2 separate regions of the Homo sapiens genome follow, and region 2 is linked to region 1. Evidence: chromatin loops called from intact Hi-C (ENCODE). Cell type or tissue: OCI-LY7. All regions are shown on one strand. Each heading gives the region's core, and the rest is flanking DNA. Links, peaks and the distances in the headings are about the cores only. Region 1 has its middle 16 kb from the start of FBXO47. Region 2 has its middle 19 kb from the start of STAC2.

Region 1 (2,906 bases), core at 206-2,705:
CTAACTTATTAAACATAAATTTTTTTAATGTAACACAAATTTTATAACACTGCTTTGGTGTTTCTTCGTTTTGTAATATGAGCTTTTAAAATTTTGGGTTGGTTGTCTTTGACTTTGTAATGAAAAAAAATTGACAGATTGACAGAGCACGGTGGCTCACACCTATAATCCCAACACTTTGGGAGGCTAGGGTGGGCAGATGACCTGAGGACAGGAGTTCAAGACCAGCTTGGCCAATATAGTAAAACCCTGTCTCTACTAAAAAATACAAAAAATTAGCCAGGTGTGGTGGCAGGTGCCTGTAATCCCAGCTACTCAGGAGGCTGAGGCAGGAGAATTGCTTGAACCTGGGAGGCAGAGGTTGCAGTGAGCCAAGATTATACCACTGAACTCCAGCCTGGGTAACAGAGGGAGACTCAGTCTCAAAAAAAAAAAAAAAAAAAAAGGTGGAGAGAGGGGAAGTTCTGGAAATATCCCAAAGCTTTTTCTATCATAACTTAATATTATATTTTTATGTCTAATTAAATTTGCAGCCAGGTACAGTGGCTCACATCTGTAATCCGAGCACTTTGGGAGGCTGAGGCAGGAGGATTGCTTGAGCCTATAAGATTGAGGCTGCAGTGAGCCATGATTTGTGCCACTGTACTCCAGCCTGAGTGACAGAGCAAGACCCTGTCTCCAAAAATAAAAATAATTTTGCTTACACTGAGCATAATATGCATAGTGAAATCTGCATAGTGTGACATATTTCAAGGAATTTATTTATTTATTTATTTATGACAGGGTCTTGCTATATTTCCCAGGTTTTAATTTGCAGTGTATTCACAGGCACAATTATGTGCACTATAGCCTAGAACTCCTGGGCTCAAGCCATCCTCCTTTTTCAGCCTCCTGAGTTGCTGGGTCTAGACTACAGGTGCATGCCATTGCTCCCAGCTCTCAAGGAATTTATTTCTTTTCTTTTTTTTTTGAGACAGAGCGTTGCTCTTCCACCCAGGCTGGAGTGCAATGGCTGATCTTGGCTCACTGCAACCTCCGCCTCCTAGGTTCAAGTGATTCTCCTGCCTCAGCCTCTTGAGTAGCTAGGATTACAGGCGTGCGCCACCACGCCTGGCTAATTCTTGTGTTTTTAGTAGAGATGGGGTTTCACCATGTTAGCCAGGCTGGTCTCAAACTCCTAAACTCAGGTGATCTGCCCACCCGGGCCTCCCGAAGTGCTGGGATTACAGGCGTGTGCCACCATGCTCGGCCTCAGGGAATTTATTTCAATGAAGAATTTTGCCTAAGAAACTCAGGTAATCTCTTTGGAACTCAGCTTTCTCATCTGTAAAATGAGAGTGTTCTGTGTCAGCTAAAGTGCTTTCCAGTTTTCTGCCTTTAGGATATCCCCCCGCTTCATTTGAAAAATCATATTGTCGTATACAGCTTTCTGCTGCCACCTTCTGGGAGAATTGCAGCACACATTTCTCCTTGAAAATGAGCTCTTCAGTAACAGTAATGAGCTCTTCGATACTGTGGCTTGTTTACTTAGTAATTTCAGTCAACTAATAAGAATTATAGTTTTCTGGGTTTTCCAAGTTTCAGTGTTTTTGATTTTTAAAAAATTCCACATGAGTCAAGCCTGAACTTTGACCATCTGGAAATTAATTTTTTAGCAGTTTTTCCCACATGGGAGTATTTTTCATACTTGTCTAGTGCTTTGCAGTGACTGACTTGCCAATTCTATTCACACAGAATTTGCTTCAATAAGTGTCTTTGGTGATGCACTCATGAGGTCTGATAAGAAGTATTTAATAGAACATAAGAAGTATTTAATAGGACAGAAAAAATATTTTATTTAAATTATCCTTTTTTTTTTTTTTTTTTTTTTTTTTGAGTAGGAGTTTTGCTCTATTTCCCAGGCTGGAGTGCAGTGGCACGATCTTGGCTCACTGCAACCTCCGCCTCCCGGGTTCAAGTGATTTTCCTGCCTCAGCCCTCCGGAGTAGCTGGGACTACAGGCGCCCACCACCACACCCAGCTAATTTTTGTTTTATTTTGTTTTGTTTTTGTTTTTTGAGATGGAGTCTCGCTCTGGTCACCTAGGCTGGAGTGCTGTGGCGCGATCTCAGCTCACTGCAGCCTCTGCCTTCGGAGTTCAAGCGATTCTTCTGCCTCAGCCTCCCGAGTAGCTGGGATTACAGGCACGTGCCACCACACCCAGCTAATTTTTGTATTTTTAGTAGAGACTGGGTTTCACCATGATGACCAGGCTGGTCTCAAACTTCTGACTTCAAGTGATCCACCTGCCTCGGCCTCCCAAAGTGCTGGGATTACAGGCGTGCGCCAATGCACCCAGCCGTTCTATAGGTTTTGACAAATGTATAATGACATGTATCATAGAGTTCCTTTATAGTATCATACGGAGCATTTTCACTGCCCTAAAAATCCTCTATCTCCCCCTAACCAATCCCTGGCAATCATTGATCTTTTCACTGTCTCCACAGTTTTGCCTTTTCCAGAATGTCACGTAGTTGGAGTCATACAGTATGTAGCCTTTTCGGATTGGCTTCTTTCACTTAGTAACATGCATTTAAGTTTCCTCCATGTCTTTTCATAGCTTGATAACTCATTTTTTTTTAGCACTGAATAATATTCCATTGTCTGAATGCACCACAGTTTATTTGTCCATTCACTTCCTGAAGGACATCTTGGTTGCTTCCAAGTTTTGGCAATTATGAATAGAACTGCTATAAACATCTGTATGCAGGTTTTTGTGTAGATAAGTTTTCAACTGATTTGGGTAAATACTAAGTAGTATGACTTCTGGGTCATATGGTAAGAGTATATTTAGTTTTGTAAGAAACTGACAAACTAAGCTGGGGATGGTGGCATTTCCTGTAGTCCCAGCTACTTGGAAGGCTGAA
Region 2 (2,906 bases), core at 261-2,760, 260 kb before region 1:
GCCAGCTTTGGGTTGTGACCTCAGACTGGTCACTGTCCTTCTTGGGCCTGAGTTTCTTCTGTAAAAAGAGGGAGTGGGACTAAGTGGTCTTTAAGGTGACTTCTGGCTTAAACATTGTATGAGCCGGGTGCAGTGGCTCACTCCTGTAATCCCAGCACTTTGGGAGGCCAAAGCAGGTGGATCACCTGAGGTCAGGAGTTCAAGACCAGCCTGACGAACGTGGTGAAACCCCGTCTCTACTAAAAATACAAAAAATTAGACGGGCGCGGTGGCAGGCGCCTGTAGTCCCAGCTACTCGGGAGGCTGAGGCAGGAAAATGGCGTGAACCCAGGAGGCGGAGCTTGCAGTGAGCCGAGATAGTGCCACTGCAGTCCGGCCTGGGCAAAAGACTCCGTCTCAAAAAAAAAAAAAAAAAAAAAATTGGCCAGGCATGGTGGCAGACGCCTGTAATCCCAGCTACTCAGGAGGCTGAGGCAGGATAATCACTTGAACCTGAGGCAGAGGTTGCAGTGAGCCAAGATTGCGCCATTGCATTCCAGCCTGGGCAACAAGAGTGAAACTCCATATTAAAAAAAAAATTGTATGAAACATACCTGCTAGCTAAGTTAGTAAGGGCCACTACAGTGGGAAGGGGACCCTGGTTGGCAGTGTCCAGCACCTGGCTCTAAGAGTATTGAAAAGGCGGATCCCATCAGCAGCCCCGCAGATTTGGATAAGGTCCTGGCATGTAAGCTTCAGCAGATCCAGACCTGTAGAGTCAGACAGGGCCAGACTGAGGAAAGAGGCCTGGGATCAAGGGTGGGAAGTAAGGGACACAGTCTATTAGTCTACAAATAGCCCTAGTGTGCTCAGATATGGGAGTCAGGCTTGGATTTAAATGCCAGTTCTGCCACTTGTTAGCTGTGTGTCCTTGGGCAAGTTATTTAACCTCTCTGGGCACTGTCCTCAAGGAATAGTGTATAAATTATATGGGATAATTCGTGAGACGAGAGCCTAGCACAATGCTGGGCAACTCTTAGTCCCCAGTAAATGTTAGTTGAAGGGCCCACAACAAGCCAGGACAGAGACAGGCTTCCTGCCTGTGTGTCCCACCCACTCTCAGTCCCCTACAGGTCTGGCTCCTGCCAGACACTAGCCTCACCAGTGAAGTTGGCCAGCATCCGGCAGTAGCTGGAGAACCAGTGCTGATGCAACCATTGCTGTGTCTCTGAGATGGGGGCTTTTTGGTTCAGATCCTGAGGTATAAAATGGATGGTCCAGGTAATACCAGGACCCAGGGACAGAACAAGAAAGGGAAACAGCCCCTCCCTTGGGAGGTCCCAAGTCTGAGAAGGGAGGCTCTTCCTGCCCAGTCTTATCAGGTAAGTTACAATCTATGGCCATATCACATCTGGCCACCAGGGGGCAGGGCCACTCCATTCTGGAGCTTGAGATGAAGCTGCGGAGAAGGCTTTGGGACAGTGGAGAGTGGGAAGGGGAAGGCTCACCTCAACTGGGCTACACCCCAAGGTATCCAGAGCGAATGGTGGTGAGGAACAGAGCCTATGAGGAGGAGCAAAGGTTCAAGAACTCTGCGGAGCATTACAGCCAGTCTCCCTCCACCAACACCCTTCCTCCAGGCCTGCCCTGGGACACAGAGCTTGCTCCTGTCCTCACCCCACAAATTCCCCACCAATCCCCAGCCCTGCCCTTTGCTCCATGCCTGGGCTGGGAGCTCTTTTCTTCACTCTCACCCCAAAGGGCTGACAGGAGGTGCTCATCCTGCCTCACCTTTCTGGGGACAAGAGCCTGCAGGAGTGGGGAGAGGTCAGAGCCAGAGAGCTGAGAGGTGGCCGGGGCCTTGCAGGGGACTCCGGCCATGGCGAACACTGCAGGCAAACACACAGCAAGGCTGGTCATTGCTCCCTTCTCTCCACCTGTATATTAAGAGCTGACCAGGGGCCTGACAAGTGGACTGGGTTTCCACAGGAAGGAAGAAGTTAACCACCCGGCGGGCCTGGGGCAGTGAGGAAGGGCCTTGGAGGAGCTGGCCAGGAGGAGCAGCAGGAGGAGGAGGGGGCCAGGCAGAGGGAGCACACAAGGAAGGAGGTGGCGATGGCCCGCGTAGGACAGGCAGCCTGGAGGGCGTCAGCTCCTGGAAGCTTCAACAACCACAGACAGGGCAGAGAGTGTCCTTTGCAGGAAGTGGTGGAGTCCCCAGGGGGCTGTGATGGGCTTGCAGCAGTCAGAGCCCTGGAGGCCTCCATTTCCCCATCTGTACCGTGAGGATCTTTTCTCCAACTCTCCCCTCCTGCTCTCGCCCCAACACACACACCTCCAAGAAGACAGTGCTCTCGCAGGCGGTCTGATACTTGTCCCTCTCATGCAGGGGCTGTTTCTCCATCTTCTCACGGTCCATTTTCAGTTTCCGCTCCTTTGTGCTGCAGGAGGATGATGAGGAAAGCCTCAGGCTCCTTTCTTTTCTTTTTTTTTTTTTTTTTTTTTTTGAGCTGCAGTCTCGCTCCGTTGTGCAGGTTAGAGTGCAGTGGCGCGATCTCAGCTCACCGCAACCTCCGCCTCCTGAGTTCAAGCGATTCTCCTGCCTCAGCCTCCCGAGTAGCTGGGATTACAGGCTCGTGCCACCACGCCCGGCTAATTTTTGTATTTTTAGTAGAGATGGGGTTTCACCCTATTGGCCAGGCTTGTCTCGACCTCTTGACCTTGTGATCCACCTACCTCAGCCTCCCAAAGTGCTGGGATTACAGGCGTGAGCCACCGCGCCCGGCCCAAAGACTCTTTCTTTACCTGCCTGCCTCTCTTCAGTGGCTCTGTTGGATTGGCTGTGAGACAGAGACCAAGCCCCATCCCTCTGTGTACAGAAAAGGAAACAGTCCAAGAGATGGGGCACAGCAGGCTGAGGATCCACA

What was found. Hi-C counts contacts between places; a loop is a spot of excess contacts. Peaks named below come from ENCODE experiments on the same cell type or tissue, not always from the same donor. Only the 100,000 strongest peaks of a DNase experiment are listed, where the experiment ranks them.
Region 2: a loop joins it to region 1, with 10 times the contacts of the local background. A loop is called at or near these places in 61 of 110 quality-filtered maps.

The regions. Positions count from the first base shown.
Region 1 is chr17:38,981,854-38,984,759 of GRCh38, reverse strand. No RefSeq gene overlaps it. Among named protein-coding and RNA genes, the nearest start is that of FBXO47, 16 kb to the right of the region's middle. In OCI-LY7, for the core only: a CTCF peak has its summit at 1,440 (motif pointing left); a DNase peak (open chromatin) is centred at 1,439.
Region 2 is chr17:39,243,419-39,246,324 of GRCh38, reverse strand. It overlaps the pseudogene LOC101929578. Among named protein-coding and RNA genes, the nearest start is that of STAC2, 19 kb to the right of the region's middle. RefSeq lists an enhancer at 1,397-1,971. In OCI-LY7, for the core only: CTCF peaks have their summits at 1,189 and 1,398 (motif pointing right); DNase peaks (open chromatin) are centred at 1,404 and 2,184; H3K4me3 peaks cover 1,014 bases; H3K27ac peaks cover 1,310 bases.